Regions from separate parts of the Homo sapiens genome. Here region 2 is linked to region 1. Evidence: chromatin contacts called from ENCODE Hi-C or POLR2A ChIA-PET data. All regions are on one chromosome and are shown on one strand. Each heading gives the region's core, a stretch centred on a gene start or an enhancer-like site at or near the end of the contact. The rest is flanking DNA. Distances are from core to core; before and after follow the strand shown. Region 1 overlaps TULP4 (TUB like protein 4). Region 2 overlaps TULP4 (TUB like protein 4).

The links. A loop is a pair of places that touch in the nucleus more often than their neighbours do. ChIA-PET counts read pairs that join two places held with the same protein, here RNA polymerase II (POLR2A).
Region 2: a loop to region 1 is called in a map of endothelial cell of umbilical vein, with 2.1 times the contacts of the local background. The contact joins two enhancer-like sites. A Hi-C loop is called at or near these places in 1 of 168 maps with a recorded cell type or tissue (endothelial cell of umbilical vein). POLR2A ChIA-PET finds 5 or more read pairs at or near these places in 4 of 52 experiments (H1, HEK293T, IMR-90 and 1 more).

The regions. Positions count from the first base shown.
Region 1 is chr6:158,404,869-158,411,247 of GRCh38, reverse strand. The region is part of intron 1 of TULP4 (TUB like protein 4); the gene reads right to left. Among named protein-coding and RNA genes, the nearest start is that of SNORA116, 85 kb to the right of the region's middle. Within about 2 kb of position 3,027, at least 10 of the 41 ENCODE cell types and tissues checked have a DNase peak (open chromatin) inside an H3K27ac peak, as active enhancers do; they include endothelial cell of umbilical vein, where a contact is called at or near this core.
Region 2 is chr6:158,479,539-158,485,917 of GRCh38, reverse strand. TULP4 (TUB like protein 4) reads right to left here. Exons shown (of 14, transcript NM_020245.5): 7 at 5,943-6,167; 8 at 4,629-4,863. Among named protein-coding and RNA genes, the nearest start is that of TMEM181, 77 kb to the left of the region's middle. RefSeq lists an enhancer at 6,066-6,379. Within about 2 kb of position 3,902, at least 4 of the 41 ENCODE cell types and tissues checked have a DNase peak (open chromatin) inside an H3K27ac peak, as active enhancers do; they include endothelial cell of umbilical vein, where a contact is called at or near this core.

The DNA.
Region 1 (6,379 bases), core at 1,778-4,277:
TATATTGTGCAAACAATAATATATCATTAGAAGTTGTAATCCTTGTTAACTTATATCTTTGAACTATATAGAAGGTATTGGAAACTATTTCAAGTAGTTTACTTTTTTTTTTTTTTTTTTTCACTTTTACCTAAGTTGGCCTCGACCGCATAGCCTCGCCTCCTTGTACGCCAGGACAACCGGCTGGAGCCACCGCAGCTCCCTCAAGTAGTTTACTTTCAATTCCCAAAGGCATTTGAACAACAGCATATACTGCCTGCCTGCCTATGATAAACCAGACATTGTTAGGTGCCAAGGACCGCGATTAGGACATCTTGTCTCCCTGGAGTTCAGTTTCCTAAACAGACATTAATACAGTCCTTTGTACACAGACAAAGGAGGGGGCTCAACTCATGTGGGGAGCAGGGCAACAAACCCAGATTCATTTTTTTAGCTTAGTTTAAAAAATCCTGTATTAGAATTACTGATTTTTTTTTAAGTTAGACCAACATCAACAAAAGTCCTTAAATGACATTGAACATGTCATAAAATTTAGGATTTCCAAATGGTAAATAAAAGCCCACTTCACAGACATCTTTCAGATCTGCCAATGATTTGACCCAAGCACTAGAATCCACAAATGTGCATGTGGCTACAATTTGGTCCCTAACACATTAGTTATTTAAGCCCATAGTCACTCATGTACTTCAGAATGGCCACTGTGGAATAGAACATGACAAATTAAGAACACGATGTTCATGACTGATCAGTTTTTAAATTATTTCCTTATTTAAATGTAATACCAATGAATACTCATCCACTATGACTCTCTCTGTAAAATAATACTTGATGACAAGATGTCATACTCCAGAGGAGAGAGGCTAGCCACATTTACATTTTTGCCTTTAATATCCATCAAAAACAAACCTCTCCATGAAAAAGGCTGCACAGTCACAGCATGACACAAACACAAAAGAGTGGAGGCAAAACATATTTTTAAATGATTTCTAATGTGAAATTGAAGATTTTTTGGTCTTATGACAACACAGTTGCCATTGTTGGATAAACGAAATGTTCACAGACTCAATTTCATCTTTTAGAAATTCTTAATCAGTGGCCAGGTGCGGTGGCTCACGCCTGTAATCCCAGCACTTTGGGAGGCAGAGGAGGGCAGATGACGAGGTCAGGAGATTGAGATCATCCTGGCTAACACGGTGAAACCCCGTCTCTACTAAAAATACAAAAACTAGCTGGGCGTGGTGGCGGGCACCTGTAGTCCCAGCTACTCGGGAGGCTGAGGCAGGAGAATGGCATCAACCCGGGAGGCGGAGCTTGCAGTGAGCCGAGATCATGCCACTGCACTCCAGCCTGGGCGACAGAGCAAGACTCCACCTCTAAAAAAAAAAAAGATTCTTAATCAGTTGAGATGCAGCAGTACATGGAAACATAGTCCCATTTACATACTTTGCTAAGAGTTCCAACTAGTATAAACGAAAAGGTGAGTAACACCCTTAAATTAGAGACAGAAATCTTTCCAGTGATTTTTGGTTTAAAAATAAAGCCAAACTGCTAATGCTGTTATTCTCATTTCCTCCCCTGTCTATAATTCACAGCTGCAGCCTTATCTCCCAGTAGCTTACTTCCTGTTCTCTAAATCCTTCCAGCCTATTTGGCAATGTTAGGACACACCAGAATGTTGAGGAATTACCAGCTGGGGGCCAGCTGGGTTCTCAGTTGCCCGAATTTTGTGCTATGGGGCCATGGATCTGCGCAGTTATCCAGGTATAGAGCTTCCCTTCCCTTTTCAAGGAGAATGTGACTCTCGTTGACTCTCAGCACCAAAGAACTTCTGTCTTGGGGTATTAGCTAAAGTGTATGTTCTTTGACTAAGAAGTCAGAGGAAAGGGTTAGTTTTGACCTAGGCCTTTGATGGTTCAAAAAGATACCAACCTATTACCCTCTCCAATATAAGACATGTTCTCTCATTTTAGAGTGTTACTATTATCAGTGAAGTTATTAAAGGCAGGAAAATCTACACAAAAAAACATAGGGCAGAACTGCAGAAAGCCTACATTTGGGCCATAATCTAAGGCCCTAAGTCAGTCACATCACTTCTTACACCTAGAACTACTTTTAGGGAAGGCAAAACAAGCATCACTTTGCCCATCCCAAGGACGTTCATCTTCTGAGTCAGGAGCCCTCCAAAGGGTGTTGATAGATTTACACAAGAAGCCATCTCAGGGAACAACCAATGTCATCACTATTCAGAAGGATTTCTCTCAACCTAAAACAAATGTAATTTGAATGAACACTAAATACACACAGCTCAAGGAAGAAATCCCTGTGATTATCACCACTCTGTTCTTCTTATTCTGCAATTTATTAAGTGAACCAGCAACAACTACAATTGTGCAAGAAAAACAAAGTGATTGCCAATTTAATTGTAGACACATGTGGTCATTTTAACGAACCAAAAGCACCCTGAAAAGGAGGCTGGAAGAAATTCAACTAGAACAATGGTTCTGCAGACTGCTGCCCCCAGAGATGTCACCGGGAGGTCAGTGGTGAGGAAGGCGGGCTCTGGAGTCTGGCTGCCTGGCTCTGACTCCGGGCCTCGTCATTCACTCACCAGCTGCACAGCTGTGGCCACCAGGACCCTCTTGCTGCCCCTTTCCTCGTCTGCTTGACGCAAGCCATGGTAGCACACCCCTCACGGAGTTGTGAGGAGTATCTTAAGAAAGGACCTCAGACCGGGGCCAGGCACACCGCAAACATTCAGCAAATGAGAGCTCTGTGTTATTAATTCACAAACTCAAAACTCCAGAAGATAAAGACTGCTTCAGCACAGTATTTACATATACAGTTTCCTCTTTAATAAAAGATAAATGTTTTGAAAGGTAATCTCCCTTTCCAGACCTGTCTCCCACCACTTGCACCCCTTACCCAACTCTGTAACTTAAAAAGCAACATCACCACATGCTTCGTGCCACCCTTGGCCAGGAACACCCTTCTGCCCCTTGCCGCCTGGTGAGTAAAGCCTTCCCTGAAGTTCCAAGCACTCCCGCTTGCTCTGCGTGCAGCACCTTCTGCACAGTCCCGGCCCATACGGTACACTGCGCTCCGTCACACAAATGTTCCACACCAGACTGAGAACTTTGTAGCTTTTGTTCTATTAAACTATTCTTGAAAGATGATTAACCGTTATCTGTTCCCTCTCTCTCTCTCAAGAGTAAGATGTTAAAACTGATTCAAATGATAAGGGGTTGGATAACAGCTTTATTGGGACAAAATTCACATATGTAATTCACCCATTGTCAGTGTACAATGCAATGGTTATTAGTATATTCACAGAGTTGTACAACCTTTACAATATGTTTTAGAACATCTACCTCAACCCTCAAAGCCCTGTACTTTTTAGCTACCACCAACCAACCCCACAATATTTCCCTCCAGCCCTAAGCAACCAATTCTCTGTTGTTACAGATTTGCCTACTCTGGACATTTCATATAAAAGGAATCATACGATATGTTCTCTTTTGTGACCGGCTTCCTTCTCTTAGCATGTTTTCAGGGTTTATCCATGTTGTACCATGTATCAGTGTTTACCTTTTAAATATAGCCCAGTAACATTCCATTGTATTGAGAGACCACATTTTGTTGATCTGTTCATCAACTTTTAGCTATTATGAATACTGCTATGAACTTTTGTGTGCAAGTTTTTTTTTTGTATAAACATGTTTCATTTTTCTTGGGTCTATACCTAGGAGTGGAGTTGCTGGGTCAAATGATAATTCTATGTTCAACTTTTTGAGGAACTACAGGACTGGTTTCCAAAATGATGCACCAACTTACATCCCCACTAGCAATGGCTGAGGTTCCCAGTTTCTCCAAATTCTAATACTTGCTATTGCCTGTCTTCTAAAAAATGACAGCCACCCTGGTGAGTGTGCAGCAGTTTGATTTGTGTTTCCCTGATGGTTAATGATGCGGAGCATCTTCTCATGTGCTTGGTGGCCATTTGTGTGTTTTTTGAGAAATGTCTATTCAGATTCTTTGCCCATTTTTAGTTGGGTAGTCTTTACTATTACTGAGTTTCTCTTAAGCCCTCTGAAACACTAACTACATGTGAAGAAAACTTTAGATTTTACTTTCAGATAGCCAAATTTATTTCTGTCATTTGAATGTTCACAAATCCAGTTCTCATTCAAACACAATTCAGTTAATCTCAGTTGGTTGGCAAGAATCTGTGAATGAAATGGCCTAGAGATAATACAGGAACTCAGAAAACAGATCTGTGGTCAAAGCCCTGGAATCTGGGGACCGCCGTGCCTCTAACCAGTTCTGAACCTGCATGTGCTGGGGGGTGACCTTCTAGTCCCAGCTTCCTTAGGACATGTACCAGGAAACACAGTTACACATTCCTTCCTGTATTTTCCAAACTTTTTTGTCAGAAAATAATATATCTTCTTATTGGATAGAGTTTATATTATTAGCCAGGCCTGAATTAGGAAAAAGTGAACTCCACACCAAATCTGATATGAATGCGAAACTACCATTCCATGCTTCTCATCTATTAAGTGGCAGCAAGATTCTTCCATTAAAGCAAGATAAAACAATGCTGAAGAGCTACATTATAATTACGGTCTGGAGGAAACCCAACAGTTAATACTTTCATCTTTTGACCATATTCAGGCATTCATCTGCCTCAAAATCCTGTGGAATAGTACCCCCTATGACTCTAACTTCTATTCTTTTCCACTCATCATAGCTGCAAACTCCTGAGTAAAAATTCTACTGGAAAGTATGTTCAATCACATGCACTATTCATTGAGGTTGCAAATCACTTTGAAAACTTGTGAAATTCACATTTTTCCTCATCACTTCTTTTCACTCACTCTCAACTAAATACCCTTGGTGTATCTAGTAGTTATTAGTATTAATAGTTAATTTAGAGCTAAAACAGACATCTGTTTAGCTCTAAACATAAATGTTTAGTGCTCTGGCTCACAGATGAGGAAAGGTAGGCTAATGAGGTGAATAAGCTTTCCTAAGGTCACAAAGCAAGTTCAAGGTTAGGTCAGGGTCCAAGAGGCTCTGTCTTCTCTCTCTTGTTCAGAGCACCTGTTAACCAAGCTGTCACCTGTGGCCGTCAATCACTCAGCCAATGAGTATTCAGGAAGCACCAAACAGGTGCATTCAGGGAGGACACAAAGAGGGGAGAGACGCCTGCCCAAGGAGCACCTGGTGGAACACTCAGAGGAGCCACTTCATTCTTTGCTTTTTAAGCATGTGTTCTTGCTGTCATACTTCTACAATGCAAAAATGTCCTAGAAAACAACTGTATCAATTAGTTCTGGTTCTGAGGAAAGAAAATAAAATCACACTAAAGAGAAATAAACTAAGACGTTCCTGGTGGTGTGTGTTGGGAGACGCCGAGGCAAGGCTTGTACGTCTGACATAATGTAAAAGATTCTTGGAACATGTCCGGGATCCAGGGTCTAAAACTCCTTGTGGCCTTTGGAACGCCAAGCTCTGTGCTAAAGGGTGGAAGGCTACCCTGACGCACCATAATCTCAGCCCAGGGCATAAAAACCCCTTGTGGCTTGGATAGAATCCAGGGCTCGTGGCTCTGGAATGTGTCTAGACTTGCTGGCTCCTTGCTCCTTGCTCCTTGCTCTCCCAGGATCGATTGTATCTTGAGTTAAAAGAACCTGCTCTCCATTATCTCAAGTAGCAGAGCATATGCTAAACCGTCACAGCTGTAAATCATGTGCTTAATGCAACGGTGCCCTTTTGACCCCCACATTCTCAACACCTGTTTGATCACCAATAAATAGTCTGGGCTCCCAGAGCTCGGGGCCTTCGCAGCCTCTACACACTAGCGATGGCCCCCTGGACCCACTTTCTCTCTCAAACTGTCTTTTCTAATTCCTTTGACTCCGCTGGACTTCGTCACCCCCACGACCTGGTGTTGGGTCTGATCACCCCAACAGGTGTGTTATAAATGATTTTTAAACTTTTCCTTATTTTCTGATTTTCCCACAATGACCATATTTTACTTCCATCTTCTCATACGTCTGAAAAAACTATCTTGTTAGACAGTGAATTTAAACAATGTATTTCAGCAACAATAAGTTTAAGTCATTTTTACATACATTATTTTACATAGCTTATTTTAGCTCCACAAACATCTTAGAAGGAGGTACTGCCATGACTATTACCTTGTTTCAGGTAAGTGAAGCTGAAAGAAGGTTAAACTCTCTCCATAGACTTTTTTTTTAACTTAAAAATCTTAGGCAATATTTATGACATATATAACAGTTTAAAGAAAAATTTACTATGAAATGTTCTCATTCGGCTTAAAATATCACCAGTACTATCCAGAGCCCTCTGTATTCCT
Region 2 (6,379 bases), core at 2,653-5,152, 74 kb before region 1:
GAAACTAGAGAAGTTATGTGCTTCCAAAATACAATTGTGGGACAGGCATAGAATAGACATTCCCATTCCAAAAAGGAGACACTGGAAGTACGAAAGTGGTGACAGGTTCCAAGCAAATCCCAAATCTCGCAAAGAAAATTCCATTGAATTTTGAGGCTTGAGTGGAGTCTTCTTTGGTTTGATATCCTGTCCTCCAGGCCTACTGGGGTGTCAGCATCACCCTCCTAACTCTGGCAGGGATCCTGCCCCCATGGCTCTGCCCACAAGGCTCTGTGCAAAGGCCATCTGGCCTGCTGAAACTGAGGAGGTGGACCTAATGATCTCTGAATCACTTTCAAGGTTATTTTTCTTTCTTCTTGAAGAATAGTGCATGTTAGTGGCCAAACAGCTCCATCATCCCAGCTGGTCAAAGCTAAGAAGTCCAACAGCCTCTCTCCTTCCTTTCATCCTGTTTCCATCCACTACAGTTCAAACTGGCAGTGTCTCTGCTCATATAATTTCATAAGCGCTTTATCAAATGAGAGTCCAGCCATAACTTTGGTATTTTCTTCAAAATGTACTTAATACTTATTTTTTGCAATATGAATAGTCTAAATATTTTCTAAATCTAAATCTTCATCTTTTATCTTAACAATTCCTTCTTCCATTCATCTTTCTCCTTTTGCATTTTACTATAAGCCATCAGGAGGAACCAAACTGCTCCTTCAACACTTTGCTTACAAATCTCTTCAGTTACATATCCAGTTTAATCACTTGCAAGTTCTACCTTCCATGAAACAGTAAACACAGTTTACTCAAATCCTTTGCTGCTTTATAGGATCACCTTTCATCCAGTTTTCAGTATGTTCCTCATTTCCAACTAAGACCTCACCAGAATTGCCCTTAACATCCGTATTTCTAGCATCCACCTCAAAACTCTTCTAGCCTATATCCATTACCCAGTTCCAAAGCTTCTTCCACATGTTTAGAGATTTGTTACAGCAATACCCATTTCCTGGATCCAAAATCTGTATTAGTCAGGGTTCTCCAGAAAAACAAAACCAGTATTATGCGTGTGTGTATGCAAGAGCACGTGTGTACGCACAAGCGTGCGTGCACACACACAGGCGCACGCGCTAAATAACTGGTCCATTCGATTATGGAGGCTGAGCAGTCTCAAGGTTAGGGTGACAACGCCTGCTTCCTGGTGAAGGCTTTGCCCCCGGCTTGCAGACAGCTGTCTTTTCGCTGTGTCCTCATATGTCCTCTCCTTGGTGCACGTGCGTGGTGAGAGATCTCTTTCTCCTTCTTTTCTTTAAGGCCAGTAACTAAATCAGATCAGGATCCACCTATATGAACTCCTTTTACCTTAATCTCCCCTAAATGTCCTACCTTCACACTAGGGGTCTGGACTTCAATATATGAATTTTAGGGCAACACAAGTCAGTCTATAGCAAGCTCTGGCTAAAGATTCCTTTAGAAAATGTGTGGGCCAGGTGCAATAGCATGTCTGTAAATCCCAGCACTTTGGCGACCGAGGCAGGAGGATTTCTTGAGATCAGAAGTTTAAGACCAGCCTGGGAAACACGGTGAGACCCTGTCTCTACAAAAAAAAAAAGTGCACTATGATCATACCACTGCACTCCAGTCTGGGTGACAGAGTAAGACCCTGCCTCCTTTTAAAAAACAATGGGTGGGGGTGGTGGAGGGAAGCAGCTGGGCATGGTGGCTCACACCTATGATCCCAGCACTATGGGAGGCCAGTGCTGGAGGATCTTGAATCCAGGAGGTGAGACCAGCCTGGGCAACACATGGAGCCCCCACCTCCACAAAAATAAAAAAAAAATTAAAAAATTAGCCAGGTGTGGTGGTGCACACCTGCGATCCTAGCTACTTGGAGGCTGAAGTGGGAGGGTTGCTTGAGCCTAGGAGTTCAAGGCTGCAATGAGCCATGATTGTACTACTGCACTCCAGCCTGGGAGACACCGTGAGACCCTGTCTGAAAAAAAAAAAAACTACTGGGACTCATGGTATCTGGTATAAAAATACACACTGGTGATTTTGAGGAACATATCTGCCAAGTCACTTGACAGTGGATCACAAACTTTAGTGCATAAAAACCACCTGGGAAACCCATTAAGTCGCATGTTTGTAGGCCCCACCCCAGCCCTAATGAATCGTAATCTAAGGGTAAGCCTAGGAACGTGTATTTAAATAAGCATCCCAGGTGATTTGCATGGGGGTGGTGGTGCATGGAACACATTTTGAGAAACAATGATATGGCGGCCTCAATGAGTTAATCAGCTTTTAATGATAAGAAATTTGGGGACAGGCATGGTGGTTCCTAGCACTTTGGGAGGCCAAGGCGGAGGACTACTGGAACCCAGGAGTTTATCAGCCTGGGCAACATGGTAAAACCCTGTCTCTACAAAAAATACAAAAATTAGCAAGTGTGGTGCACACCTGTAGCCCCAGCTGCCCAGGAGGCTGAGGTGGGAGGATCGCTTGAACCTGGGAGGTCAAGGCTGTAGTGAGCTGTAATGGCACCACTGCACTGCAGCCTGGGCATCAGAGCAAGACCCTGTCCCTCCATCCCCCCAATAAAAAGAAAAAAGAAATTCCTGTTTTCTCAATGTCAGGGACTCTTTTCCACCTCTGAAATAGTTTATATATGCCATTCAGGTGCAATTAGTTATATTGTGCCTTGTGACATATCCTCTATTTTTGTCATCAGGTATTTAAATCTTGACTTTTTAATTAAACTTTTCAAGTGCTTACATTGTCTTATCACCCAAAAGGGTTTAGAAACTCCTTAAAAGCAGAGATGACCTGGTATTACTTAATAATAGCAGGAGACTCAAGTACCCCACACAAGGTAGGCACTGACTAAATATCTGTCAATGTGCTTTGTTTTATAGCTTTTAATTCTTTTAATTATAAAAATACAACATCTTATTCCCTGAAAGGATTGTGCGCAAATGAGTGGGTCTGTGTTTGATACGAGCTGATAAACATGAACCGGAAGGAAGAGCAGGCATTTGGCGTAGTCGGGTCAGATTCAAGCAAGCCCAGTCCTTGGGTACTCCACAGCACAGCCTCCGGTCCGTCTTCTTCAGTGAAGAATTTATGCACACATGAGGAAATAAGCTCTTCACCTAAGTTATCGCCAACATTTAATCTCAATACAGATTTTATAAAATTGTACCCAGGGGAGTAACCTTAGAGGTACTGACATCAGTGAGAACATCTGCTGCAAACCTGGGCTCAGGGCCTGTCCCACGGCCCCCACCCCAGTCATCTCTAACCATTGGTGGCCCTTCTCCTTTTCCCTGAAACCATGTTTCCCTCCCACGTGAACATGCGCTTCTCTCTCTCCTGCTTTTCCCACTGTGCCTTCCTTCCTCCTGAATCTGTCCTCTCCCTCCTTTCAGTCTGCCTCCCTACCAGCCCCAATTCTGCTAGTTGCTTTCTTTGTTCCTGGTACTAGCTTGTCACGAGTCAAAAGACAGAAAAAACGGACTAATATCTAATATTGACAAGTGGTATTGCTGTTTTGCAGGGGTAGTAGAGTGTCACTGCCGATGCTGAACAAATGAAGGCTGGCAGGCAGAGGTGGGGCACCTGTGTACAGCGCTGAGTACAAGTTGAGAGTGAGCAAGCCCACCACACTGTGACTTGGGGTGACTGGTCAGGCCACAGGTCATGCTAGCTCCAGGTCGTAATGAGAGGCAGGGACCAGACTAATGGGCAGGAGAGTAAACTGGAGCGAGGAAGTGGCGAGAGGAAGCATGAACTAATGAAAACAAATCCAAATCCACTGAGGGCACAAAGATGACTCAGTTCTCTCCCCCCAGGCCCACAGGATTCAGCGGGGCAGCGTCTGGAGCACAATGACTAAGCGTGCTGTTCGTTCTGCCATAGGTGATGGGCAAAGTTTCAGAGGGAGGTGGCAGACTGAGCTGGCAGTGACTGATGGGTGCACGGACACTAGCCTAGTACCAAGTGGCACAAAAAAAGAACAAAGTCCCTTCCCTCTGAAGCTTACAATCTAGGATCCCAGAGAGATGTGCAGGGAGCATCTTGAATACATTAACTGAGCAATGAAAATCACTGCAGGGAAAGGTTTTTAGAAGAAAAGGGTGACTCATACCAACATCTTTATGGATGAGCAAAACATTGTCATTAGCAATCAGGTAAAAAGCAGTTAACAGTAGACTAGGGAGGGGTAGGAGGCTGAAGGTTTGATTTCAATTTTATCATCCACTCTGGGAGGGTAGGGACTGTATCTTGTTATTATTTTCAAGTTGTCTCAATATTACATGAAGGCACTCGATGAATACTCGGTAACTGTGAAGAGGAAACCCTCACTCCCAGGAGGACTGCGCCAACTTCCCCTTGCCTGGTTCATCTATCCACCGCCCAGCTATCCACTGCCCATGGAATATGATTAAAAACCTGTCAAAAAGTACATTTAGAGAACTGTTCATTTCAATGGGATTCTGGAAATGTCGTAGCTTCAAGGATGTTCCACACTAGCCCCCACAGGCTCACGTTTCATTAGCAGACATTCTCTTTGCATGGGGTGTAAGGCGTTAACAGCCCATGACCACAGGAGAACAAGGTCCCAGTCCCTCGGGTGAGGGGCCCACCTGGTTTGCTATCTGTCCGCGGGTCCATGATGACGAACTCTGGCCGCAGCTTGCTGATGCGCCGCCCTTTGAGGATGGGCACAAGCCCGCCCAGGTACTCCAGGTAGAGCGTGTAGCACGGGCCGCCCACCTCCGGGTCGTCCTCTGTGCGCTTCATGGTGCAGTGCAGCCGCTCGTTGCCGGCTGATGGGTAGCTGACAAAGTCTCTCATGTTGTTCGGATCTGGAATTGGGGGCTGGAGGATACAGGAAGAAAATGAAGAGCTGGGACTCCAGAGAGGCAGAGAGAGAGGGAAAGAGAGTGGGCACGGGGGCAGGTCAACTAAAAACGCTACTGTTCCAGACAGAGCACAGGCTGGGGGCCTGGGGAAGAGGGTAACTATGTGGTGTAGAACAGTGGTTTGCAATGGTAGGAGCATGTGAGAATCTCCTGCAAGCTTTCGAAGCATATCTAAACCAGGATCCCACATCAGACAATGAAATCAGGATCCACAGGGGCAGCCTTGGGCACCTGTATTTTCCAATGCTATATAATACACCGGTGTTGAGATCTGCTCGTGTAGAATCAATAGTGTAAGGCAACTTAGGAAAAAAAAACAACCCAACAGATTCTAAAACTTTGATGTTTCAGGAAAAAAGTAACCAACAAATGGGTCTGCTACTCAGAAGAAGAGAGACAGAATATAAAAGAGAACCACTTGGGAAAACCCAAGGTTAGGGGGACCCACACTTGAACAGCAACTGGCAGATGCATTCTACATGCTACCTTCTAGAGTTCCCACTGGTATAAAAGGTGGCTGACGCTGAGTGCTGGCTGGAGTGGCCCTCCTCAGCAGTGCTGAGAGCAGGCCCTAGAACTGGGGTGGGTCTAATCCTGACTGTCCCCCTAACCAGCTAGGGAGCAAGTTACTTAACTTCTCCTAACTTGTTTCCTGCTTCCTTAAATGCGAATAATGGCATCTGTCAGGAAGTCAGGACTGAACAAGACAGATTTCTAAAAATTAACTGGTGCAATGCTTAGTATATAGGAAATGCTGAATAATGGTCACTCCTTTGATCATCAGAGGGACACAGAAGTCCAGGAATACCAGCTTTGCCATGAGAAAGATAACAGCCACCACACAGGGCAAATCTCTCATGGACATGGACCATGATGCTTCGACAGACTGCAGACCTGGCAGCACATGACAGGATCCTGCACAGCTGCACATGGCCCCATGTGCTCACTCTGGTACCCTCACCTGTCTCTGCCCTGGCTCTGTGGGGAGCCAGCACAGGTGAGGGAGGAGGAAGAGGGAGGGGTGGAGGGCTTTACCTTGATGGTGGGGATGAAGGCAGTGGAGAGGTAGGAGCAGAGGCGGGGGGGCAGAGTCAGCTTGCTGACGTCCTTGTCCTCACGCAAGGTGCTGGCGATGGCCTGCTGGCACAGCAGCTGCAGGCTGGACACCCGGTGCTCCACACGCACCACGTACAGGGCTGGTCCTGATGCCATCAACAGCCTCGAATCCCGGTGACCCCAGCAGATGGAGATGATGGGGCGCTGGCAGGAAGTGAAGGGAAGACAATGCTTAAGCTTTTGCTCTTGTGGGAAGCAAAAAGGGATAATGCACACTTGTCTCGAGCAAAATAAAATAAGCTGTTTTGAGAATACTGGTTTTAAAAGCACAGTAGAGAATGTTAGACACTATATTACGAAAATTCAGTATGTTTATTGAAAATTGGCTAGAGGGCTGGGCATGGTGGCATAAGGCT